Regions from separate parts of the Homo sapiens genome. Here all the other regions are linked to region 2. The links are chromatin contacts, found by Hi-C or POLR2A ChIA-PET in ENCODE. All regions are on one chromosome and are shown on one strand. The core of a region is the stretch at or near the end of the contact, and the rest is flanking DNA. Distances in the headings are between cores, read along the strand shown. Region 1 has its middle 20 kb from the start of TNIK. Region 2 overlaps TNIK (TRAF2 and NCK interacting kinase). Region 3 has its middle 63 kb from the start of TNIK.

Region 1 (3,560 bases), core at 645-3,144, 130 kb after region 2:
AGCAGAGCAACCAACTGAGAAGGAACATTTAAAGCATGTGTTCTTAACCAGAGTCCTAGACCCTCACATGATCTTCAAGTGCTCCATGAACCCCCCTGAAATTGTGGACATTTTTGATGTCTGCATATGTGCATTTTTCTGAGGAAGATGGTCCACAGCTTCAAAATTATCAAAAGTATTCCAAAACTAAGAAAACTTTACAGCTCGTGGGCCAGGCGTGGTGGCTCATGCCTGTAATTCCAGCACTTTGGGAGGCTGAGGCCGGTGGATCATCTGAGGTCAGGAGTTCGAGACCAGCCTGGCCAACATGGTGAAACCCTGTCTCTACTAGAAATACAAAAATTAGCTGGATGTGTTGGTGGGTGCCTGAAATCTCAGCTACTTGGGAGGCTGAGGGAGGAGAATCACTTGAACCCGGGAGGTGGAGCTGAGATCGTGCCACTGCACTCTGACCTGGGCGACAAGAGGGAGACTCTGTCTCAAAAAAAAAAAAAAAAAGTTTAGAGCTCATGGATTAAGACGTTCTTGCCTTTATCATGGATGTTGATTTTCCTATTTTAGGAAAAGAGCCAAAGCTTGTTATTACCTTATTGAGTTTCTGTATAACAGAGGCCTGTGATTCCTGAATTTTAGTAAGCTTAGTGATAACCTGAATACAGCAACAAATACAAATATGACCTGGTATTAGATGATATTTAAAGAATCATTATTATTTTTGTTACGTGCTATTTAAGAAAACTTTTCTGATCATTTAATTATGAACATATATGGAAGTTTTATTACCACAATGCTTTTATATCATGCAAGAAAAAAGGCCCCTAACAAGTTCATTCAAATATTCACTGCTTTATTTTATAGAAAAAGAGACTGGTAAGATACTCAATATAGGACAGATTGAAAAAGACAGAACGTCTAAAGTTCACTCAATCCTTGACTAGTAGTCAGTTGGATAGGTCAGTAAATGATTTCCAGAACAAGCTTTAATCCCATTAACGTTCATCAGAAAAGTGCTTAAGAATTTCACCATGAATGCAAATATTGGATTTTAAGCCACCGTGAATAGGTCTTCTCAAATGTATTTGAATTGATTCATCTTCCATTTTAAGATCTTTTTAAAAGCTATTTTAGAATTTCTGAGAAATTTCAGATATGGTTATTGGGTTTACCGTAATTTAAAAATATTATTATAACTTTAGCTGGGGACTAAACCTTAATATAGGGTTTTGAGACTGGTCCTGTCTGTCAGTCAGTCATTTGGTGAGTTGGTGGAGACTGCACATCTATACTGTAGTGGGCATACCAGGAGAATAACCACCAGAGGTCGGTTGAAACATTTAGAGCCTGGCCATCCAAAATCAAAGGCAAGGGCCAGGCGCGGTGGCTCACGCCTGTAAACCTAGCACTTTGGGAGGTTGAGGTGGGTGGATCACCTGAGGTCAGGAATTTGTGACCAGCCTGGCCAACATAGTGAAACCCGTCTCCACTAAGAATACAAAAAATTAGCCAGGCGTGGTGGCGGGTGCCTGTAATCCCAGGTACTCGGGAGGCTGAGGCAGGAGAATCTCTTGAACCCAGGAGGCGGTGGTTGCAGTGAGCTGAAATCACACCATTGCACTCCAGCCTGGGTGACAGGAGCGAAACATGGTCTCAAAAAACCCAAAAAAACAAAATCAAAGGTGAAATCCAATGCATTGTTGCCAAACTGACTTGTGGGTAGAAATATCATCTTCCATAATTGAAATATATCTTTCATAGGTGGAAAAATAGCCCCATTTCCAATTTAAACAAAAAACAACTACAAAAAAATTCATCTTACATGCTTCACACTTCAAAAACATTATCACTTTCATTACTGAGTCATCAAAACTTCCTGAGTATTTCTTTTTTAAGTAAAAGGACCAATCACTAACCTGTTTTCTTTTCCACCTCACCATCTACAACAACAACAAAAAAGCTCAGAAATAGTCTGGTGAAACTATGCAGTGGGCACGGTTTTTCTGTGGCTTTCTTCCTTCCACCTTCTCAGTCCCTTCTCACACAGAACTCCCAGCCCTCTCTCTCCCTGTTCTAAGAGTCCTAGAACTGTTAAGGGATGCTTTGTATCTCTCCTAAAGTCTCTAAACCAAAGTTCCCTTTTCCTTCCCTTCCTGATGAAGCGAACCCTGTATCTTTCCCTGTTCCTGACCTCAGTGGAGTGCTGCCACCTGATCCTTCATTTATTTCTAGTTCACTCCTTATCACATTCCCCAGAATCCCTTTCCAATTTTTCTTTTTGTCCCAGTACCCACTACACACACTTACCTTGCAATCTTCTTTTCATAAGCCACTTTGCTACCTATGATGACATGATGGCAGCAGGCAGCTGCTTTGCCGCTACTCACAGTGTACTATCTGTGAATGGTGCCCCTGGAGTTGGGTACACAGGGAACACATTGGGAATGCAGCTGGGAGGTGTGAAGGTCACAGTCTTGGATGAGGCCATCTAAATGGAATGACCACAGGTTACCCCTTTCCTCTTCAAGATTCCTCTTGGTTGTCATTCCTTCCTCCTTGCCAGCACCTCCCTTTCTTGGCAGACCACATGCTTGGGATTGAGGCAGCCCCTTTCCAGCCGTATGACTTTGGGAAGGTTACTTAAGTCTTCGAAGTATTTATTTTCTTATTTAGAAAAACGGGGATATAATAGCATTTATCTCATGGTATTATCAAGTGGAATAAATGAGATAATGTCTGTAAGAGTACTGGCCCAGGGGGATGGTTAGCCAAGTTAGCTGTTGCTATAATTCCTAATTCTAAGGCTGAGATTCTACCCGTGAGGTCTGTAAAGTCTCTCTACAGTCTTTGAGAAGTGATCTGCTCCCCTCACTTCTCCATGAAAATTTCTATTTTTCTCCATATTTATTTTTAAAACACATTTTACCTCGTTGATAGCTGGAATTGAATTTAAACAGTCCTCAATGCCTTAGAATGATCAAATTATTAACACAGACAATCTCTCCACAACGATTCTGTGCCCACTTTCTAGTGTGTGGTTTTTTTGTTTGTTTGTTTGTTTGTTTGTTTTTTGAGACAGAGTTTCGCTCTTGTTGCCCAGGCTGGAGCACAATGGTGCGATCCCGGCTCACCACAACCTCCACCTCCTGGGTTCTAGTGATTCTCCTGCCTCAGCCTCCCGAGTAGCTGGGATTACAGGCATGCGCCACCACGCCTGGCTAATTTTTTGTATTTTTAGTAGAGACAGGGTTTCTCCATGTTGGTCAGGCTGGTCTCTAACTCCCAACCTCAGGTGATCCGCCCACCTCGGCCTCCCAGTGTGCTGGGATTACAGGCTTGAGCCACCACGCCCGGCGTGTGTTTCAGCCTTTGTGTCTCTTATGCTGCATTGGTCCTCACCCTGTGTTCTTTGTTCATAATAATAATAATAGTAGTAGTAGCAGAAGTAATAATAATTACCATTTTCTAAATGTGTCTCTTCTATCAGACTCCTTATTTACATGCTCAATTTAATCTCCACAGTTGGTTGGTATTATTATTTCCACTATATAGTTGAGGAAACTGAG
Region 2 (3,472 bases), core at 456-2,955:
GACCTGGAGAAAGTGAAGGAACAAGCAACAGAGGTGTCTGGAGAAGAGGATCACAGGCAGATGAAACAGCAGGAAGAAGGGCACTGCAGTCAGACTCTGCTTGGCGTGGTTGATCATTAATTACTCTAAAAGCTTAACAATCTATGCAGAATTGAGTCACTGTAGATAAATGCCTTCAAGTCTCTACACTGATTTTATGATTTTTGAAGAAAAATCACTGAAGCTGTATTATGTAACCTTGTGCCCTATTAAAGATATGGTCCATAATTAAACATTTTCTGATGACTTGGATATGTAAGTATGATTCCTTATTTATTCATATACACCTTGCGCATGTCATCCTTGCACTGCACTCTACTTATTCTTTAAATTATTGAGCAGCCAGTCTTTGGTAGGTCTGTGCTAGTTACTGGGAATACTGTGGTAAGCAAAGTAGACAAGTCTCTGGCCTCATGGAGCTTATAGTCTGATAAATATATTATTCAACCAATGTGTATCACTATAATCTGAGTTTAGCACCCCACCAGAATGTGCCGGGGGTATGAAAGCCCAAACGGGGCCTGGGATCTTCTGGAGGATGAAGAACAGTTTTGTGAGAAAGTGACATGGAGTTAATAACAGGAGAAGAACATTCCAGGAGCAGGAATGTGCAAAGGTCTTGAGGCAGGAGGAAGCAAATTAGGTTTTCTGTGTAAAGAGAAAGCAGTATGTCTGGATCCCAGAGAGTGAGAAAGAACAGCACTAAGAAGAAGGTTGTGTTCAGATCATCCTGGGCCTTGTAGGCTAAGTTTACTCTTGATCACATGGGAAATCATTCAAAAGGTTTTAAACAGGAGAGAGACATGATCAAATAAGCATTTTAATATGACTTTACTGGCTGCACAGTAGGAATGTAGGGGCTGCAAGGATAACATCAAGGGACAGTCCTGCAGGCGTTCATATGAGAGATGTGCAATGCCTGTGCTAGGACAGTGGTGGCAGAGACAGAAAACAGAAGAGAGAAATCAGGAACCATTTAGGAAATAGGATCAGCTGGGCTTGGTGATGAAATTCAGGAGATGATGTCATGGGTGACTCCTAGTTGGTTCTTGGAGTTGTGATAATGCCCTTCACTCACTGGTTCATTTGCTGAAAAAAAAAAAAAAAGAAAAGAAAAATGACAAAACCCTAGCTCAGGCACCAAACACATAGAGCACACTCTCTTCTCTTTGACAGCCAAGCTAGTTCTAAGTAGCATCTAGATGCCTGGTATACAAGTCCTAAGTGCCTGCAGAGCTGGCCCTCAGCTGAGAAGTGCCTATCACACACACACACACACACACACACACACAAGTAAAGAGAAGCCAACAGGCTACATTAGATTCAGGATAAATGAGCTAGCCCAAATGACTTCTTCTATTTCAACTCCACTATCATTGCATTTAACTGGTCACACCTACAAAGCAATCAGCAAACTGGGTGACTCATTAGGATTTTCTTTTCAAGAGAGCAAAGAACCTAAATAAAGATCCTTGAATTTAGCGTACAATACCCAGGAGTCATCGGAGCAGCAGCAATTTGGGGGAACTTCAAGTGTGGTATTTCGGTTTGAGTGGGGAAGTTAGAAATCAGAACTGATCTCACAAACAAAAAGCTTTTATAATAGCCTGTCCTAGATAAGAGAGTAATGAGAGGACAAAAGGGGAAAGCCATCCCCCTCTTAATACCAAGGAAACCTAGGGAAGTGACTTCTTAAAAAGGAGGTAAAAGCAGCAGTTTTAGTCACTCATCAAGAGTGACTGTTCTTCCTCTTTGCTAGAAATAGCTAAGAGAGTGTAAATCACTCACTAGGCTCTAAGAAAAGAAGACTTACAAATGAGCTTGAAACCAAATAGTGCTGTGTAGATTCTTCTACCATCTTCTAAAGAATCTGCATGGACTTACTTATTCACTGTTAAGGTTGTCTGTGCATGGTAGCCACAGTGCTAGGATGATATCTATAGTTTGTTTTTGACAACAAGTAAATCCATTATAAACCCAATTTCTTCTCTTGAGCACAAGTTTAAAAGGAAAAAAAGAAAAGCTTTTCTACTTTAACATGCCTCATGCCTGTGCTTCCAAACCAGAGCACAAGTACTCCCTGGGGCACTCAGCTCTATGCCAAGTATTACAGCAGCAGGAAACCATAGATTTTGTTTAAGTCAACCTTTCTATAGTAATTTCATTAACATAATTTTAAACTGACGCAACAATGATTATCATGTGGCATAAAGAGAATCCATCTAAATTTTAAGGATATAACAGAAGATTCCAAATACATTTCATTTTTGTGGTTTCCACACCACCACCGAGTGAAGCCTTTAGATCTCTTGAAGAGGATGGGGTGGTTACAGGCCAACGAACGTATCCATTAGATGCAGACAGCACAGGACCTAGAGCCTACAGTACTTTTTGCAGTCAACAAAAAATTATTCTTATTTTAAAATTAGAAGATAAAAACTAATTCTTAGGCCAAAGAAAATGTTTTAACATATAATATTTGTCTTACACCAATGAGGTTATAAAGCCTAATTTTTAACTTTTTGTTGTTTTATTTTTCTTGGAGAAAGGGGCCCACGGAGGCAAAAATGGGGAGGGCCTACAACAGTCATACTACAGCACCGGGTAGTGCTTTCATTTGTGTTTGAGTCCCTCTCCTCTGCTATGCTGGTAAGCCTCAAACACAAATGAAAGTGTTATTTCTTAAAGTATAGTGGTCCAAATACCAACATGATTTAGTGAGACAAGGGCAAATATTTTAATTTAAAAAGTATGTACTATATTTTTAAATATAGCTGAAAATATTGAGTTTCTCATTTACGGTAGCAACGAATTTTCTTTTTGAAAAATTTAAGTAAATAAAATACTTTAATGAAAAATATTAAGCAAAAAGACTGCAAGTTCTAGGATGAACTTGGAAAAAAAAAAAGAGGTTGGTATTGCTGAATGGCTGAAAACTAGTGATATCCTAGAATCCTAGAAATACTAGGATTCAGACTCTCAGCTATAACACCCAAAAAAGTTTCCATATAGATCATCAACTACCTTCATCTCTCAAGAAAAACAGTAAAACATGACCAGAACTTCCACCACCAATCTACTGGGAAAATTAGAAATTTTGGATAGTGGTCTGAGTGCTTATTTATATTTTAAATCACATATCATATTTTTCAGAATTAGTGGTTCACACTGGCAAGAGAGCAAGAAATATTTGTTGGTTGGTACAAAGCACCTCCTTTTACTAGCCCATGAAACAATCCTACAATAACTCTTGTATTGTACAAAGAGAGGCAGATGATTGATAAAGATTCCCACAAGAATAAGACATTCACAGAAAAATGAGATCAGCCACTGCAGTCCTACCAGCTGGGATAATTTTACAAGGGTCAGACAGCTCCAGGGCATAAACTAATCACTTCAGGGTGAGGAAGAAGCTGACTCCTGATTCCCAAGA
Region 3 (3,456 bases), core at 728-3,227, 180 kb after region 2:
TTGAATAATCATGTGGCTTGGCTTTGATAATTATATCTGATACTTTTATGGTGGTTTCTCATTTCAAAGAGTCTTCCAATTTGAGTCTCAAACCTGCCCTGGAAGAAATTCAAGACTGGAATTTTCATTCACATTTCACAAATGAGGAAACTGAAGTTTAAAGTTTAAAGGCCTGATTTTTTCCAGGCCTCCCACCTCATAGTCTAGGACGGTTTCATGACAATAAAGTGGCTTTTCTTAAGCCAGCAAGCAAGTTCCAACCCAGTGAAAGAAAGAAATAGAAATGTCATGGACATAGAGGTGAGATAAAACCTTTCATGAAGTCATTGTGATAGTTAATATTGAGTGTCAACTTGATTGGATTGAAGGATGCAAAGTATTGTTCCTGGGTGTGTCTGTGAGGGTGTTGACAAAGGAAATTAATATTTGAGTCAGTGGACTAGGGGAGGCAGACCCACCCTCAATTTGGGTGGGCACCATCTAATCAGCTGCCAGTGTGGCTAGAATAAAGCAGGCAGGAGAAGATGGAAGAGCAGACTCACTGAGTCTTACAGCCTTCATCTTTCTCCCATGTTGGATGCTTCCTGCCCTCGAGCATCAGACTCCAAGTTCTTCAGCTTTTGGACTCTTGGACTTAAATCAATGGTTTGCCAAAGGATCTCCAGTCTTTGGCCACAGACTGAAGCCTGAACTGTCAGCTTCCCTCCTTTTGAGGTTTTGGGACTTGGACTGATCCACCCACTGGCTTCCTTGCTCCTTAACTTGCAGACGGCCTATGTGGGACTTTACCGTGTGATCGTGTGAGTCAGTTCTCCTTAATAAACTCCCTTTCATGTATACATATATCCTATTAGTTCTGTCCCTCTAGAGAACCCTGGCTGATACAGGCATTAAGGAGAGATTTTTTATAATTTTTAAAGAACTGCCCAAGTGAAATGGATATTCTTTTTTATACTATGGGTCTACACAATTCCTTACCTATAATTCTTGCAGATGTATGTATTTTGAAATTTAGAATATTCCAGATAAATATTTGAACACACACACATACATTCCATCAGGGAACACCTTATAATTAAACATAGTAATTTTTGCAGCATAACATGTAAATATTCATACTAAATGAGATAAAGATTGTACAGATTATGAATAGTTTCAGAGTTTATTGCCAAATGAGCTTGCTACAGATCTATAAGCAAAACAAAAGAAAAATTTTTTGTTGGGACTAGATGAACTAATGAAGCTTTTTTTTAAAAAAGAAGCATTTTTTTCAGAGATTTTTGGACTTTAGAATTGTGGAAAATAGATTGTGGAATTGCATTCAGACTATGAAACTGATCATTCTCTCAGTGTTTTCTGCTGTTGGGAACATCACTTGCTCGCCTAGTGGGGTTTGTTCTCAAACTTTGTGCAGGAAAGATGACTTGAACAGAGTTTACACCTGCTGTCCTGTGCTTCCCTAACTGGCATGCTCACAAAGAAAGGGCCTCAGCTAAGTTTGAAGTATGGTTTCAGGCTTTGGGAAGACAAGCCAGTCAAGCCAGCTAATAAACTCTTTTATCCAAAATCCCTAAGGGGGAGGAGAAAAAAGAAAAAGAAATTAAAATGGAATAGCAGCCTGCTTTCAACTTCATGAGAACTGATCACACAAGGAAGCCAGAGGCATCTCATCAAGAAAGTCCAAATTTGATGAAGCAATTTCACTCTGGAAGCCTTAGACTAGACAGACCTGCAATGAACCCATTATAAGGTCATCAAGATGGGTGAGAGAAGTGGGATCCGTACATTAATATTAATGGCAGTAATAACTGTGATACCGCTCCCCATTTCAGTCTCTGCCGGGAAGAAAAGCTTGGGCCCTTTCCTACGCCAAGAGGAGACAGAGAACATTTTCCAAGGACACTTAAGACTTGCTGTCCCTTTACAATTGGCCTTTTTTCCCAGAACACTTCACATGGAGCAGCGTAAGTTTTGCTGTCTGGTCCTCTTCGGTGGAAGGTCATTTTGTATCCAAGGTGACAGCTCTCTCTGGGGATAGGTATGTGACGTGGAGGTAGATAAGTGGATGGTGTGGGGATGAGCCCAGGGCCCATGGGGCCCTTAAGGTGATGGCCTGCACCCTGTGGTGGTCTGCTGAAAGAGCAGAACACTGCTGCTGCTGCTGCTGCTGCTGCTGCTGCTGACTCAGTGTGTGACTCAGTGTGTGCCGTGATATCTGAGCAACTGCCCAGCAAGCAGCAGAAGGGGAAAGGTCCACGTCTGATAAAGGAGACAGGAAATGCATTTTGAACAAAGCTTTTATTATTTTTTTTAATTCTCTGCTCTCATTCATTTTCCACATACTTTATCCACAATGACCTTTGAAATCTAATCAATTGTTTGGTATCTTCCTTGTTATGAAAAAAAAATATCAGGCCACTAATTTTCTCCATTCTAACGTCTTTTGCAGAATGATTCCCTTCTCTTTTGGTGCAACTGATTCGATGCAATTTTTGAAAAGACCGTATTTTCAGCACTTCCTGTGTGTGCAGAACTCTTTTTTCTCTTGAGACGGAGTCTTGCTCTGTCGCCCAGGCTGGAGTGCAGTGGCGCGATCTCGGCTCACTGCAAGCTCCGCCTCCCGGGTTCAGGCCATTCTCCTGCCTCAGCCTCCCGAGTAGGTGGGAATACAGCCTCCCGCCACCATGCTCAGCTAATTTTTTGTACTTTTAGTAGAGACGGGGTTTCGCCTTATTAGTCAGGATGGTCTCGATCTTCTGGTCTCATGATCCACCCGCCTCGGCCTCCCAAAGTGCTGGGATTACAGGCCTGAGCCACCGCGCCCAGCTGCGGAACTCTGATGCCACAGATACCTGGGTTTGAATTCCAGGCCCATCATTTTCTAACCATGTGAATCTGGGCAAATTACTTAGCCATCATGAGATGTAATTTCCTCAATTGTAAAATGGCAATAATATATGAGATGTTTGCTGTGAGAATGAAGTGAGGTAATAGGAGTGCTTATTACAAAACAGACACAGGAATAGTTTATTATAACTAGATGCTAAGAGGAACTTAAAGGTAAATAAAACACATATGCACACACATACACACTTCTTTAATGCAAGGAAAATATATAAAGGATTTTGGAAGTGACTTGAGAGCATACGGTACAGAGAAATTGAACCATACAGTGGAGAGTGTGCATTAGATCCAGGCCTGGGCAAACACATGGACTATCAATAGGCTGGGTAATGGGAGTGAGGAGAATGAGGACGTAAAGGATGCTTCTAGGCAGAAAACATGGTGACACAGAGGCAGGAAAGAACTGAGGAGGAATTACAGAAAAAGACCCAGACTTTTCCAGTACCATAAGGATTGAAAGTATCCTTTCTCAATAGCCTCACAACTACTCCTTTCATTATAGAAGTAAGTGTTCTGATTTGAGGTTTGAAAAATAATCACTCTAGCATTTGT

The links. Hi-C counts contacts between places; a loop is a spot of excess contacts on that map. ChIA-PET counts read pairs that join two places held with the same protein, here RNA polymerase II (POLR2A). Pooled maps may share reads with other maps.
Region 1: a loop to region 2 is called in a pooled map, with 2.6 times the contacts of the local background. The contact joins two enhancer-like sites. A Hi-C loop is called at or near these places in 2 of 50 pooled maps. POLR2A ChIA-PET finds 5 or more read pairs at or near these places in 4 of 52 experiments (CD4-positive, alpha-beta T cell, CD8-positive, alpha-beta memory T cell, WTC11 and 1 more).
Region 3: a map of endothelial cell of hepatic sinusoid shows a loop between it and region 2 (5-fold over the local background). The contact joins two enhancer-like sites. A Hi-C loop is called at or near these places in 2 of 168 maps with a recorded cell type or tissue (Calu3 and endothelial cell of hepatic sinusoid) and 1 of 50 pooled maps. POLR2A ChIA-PET finds 5 or more read pairs at or near these places in 1 of 52 experiments (RWPE1).

The regions. Positions count from the first base shown.
Region 1 is chr3:171,478,802-171,482,361 of GRCh38, forward strand. No RefSeq gene overlaps it. Among named protein-coding and RNA genes, the nearest start is that of TNIK, 20 kb to the left of the region's middle. Within about 2 kb of position 1,895, at least 4 of the 41 ENCODE cell types and tissues checked have a DNase peak (open chromatin) inside an H3K27ac peak, as active enhancers do.
Region 2 is chr3:171,346,091-171,349,562 of GRCh38, forward strand. All of the region lies in intron 2 of TNIK (TRAF2 and NCK interacting kinase), which reads right to left. Among named protein-coding and RNA genes, the nearest start is that of TNIK, 110 kb to the right of the region's middle. RefSeq lists an enhancer at 1,395-1,444. Within about 2 kb of position 1,706, at least 5 of the 41 ENCODE cell types and tissues checked have a DNase peak (open chromatin) inside an H3K27ac peak, as active enhancers do.
Region 3 is chr3:171,522,139-171,525,594 of GRCh38, forward strand. No RefSeq gene overlaps it. Among named protein-coding and RNA genes, the nearest start is that of TNIK, 63 kb to the left of the region's middle. Within about 2 kb of position 1,978, at least 3 of the 41 ENCODE cell types and tissues checked have a DNase peak (open chromatin) inside an H3K27ac peak, as active enhancers do.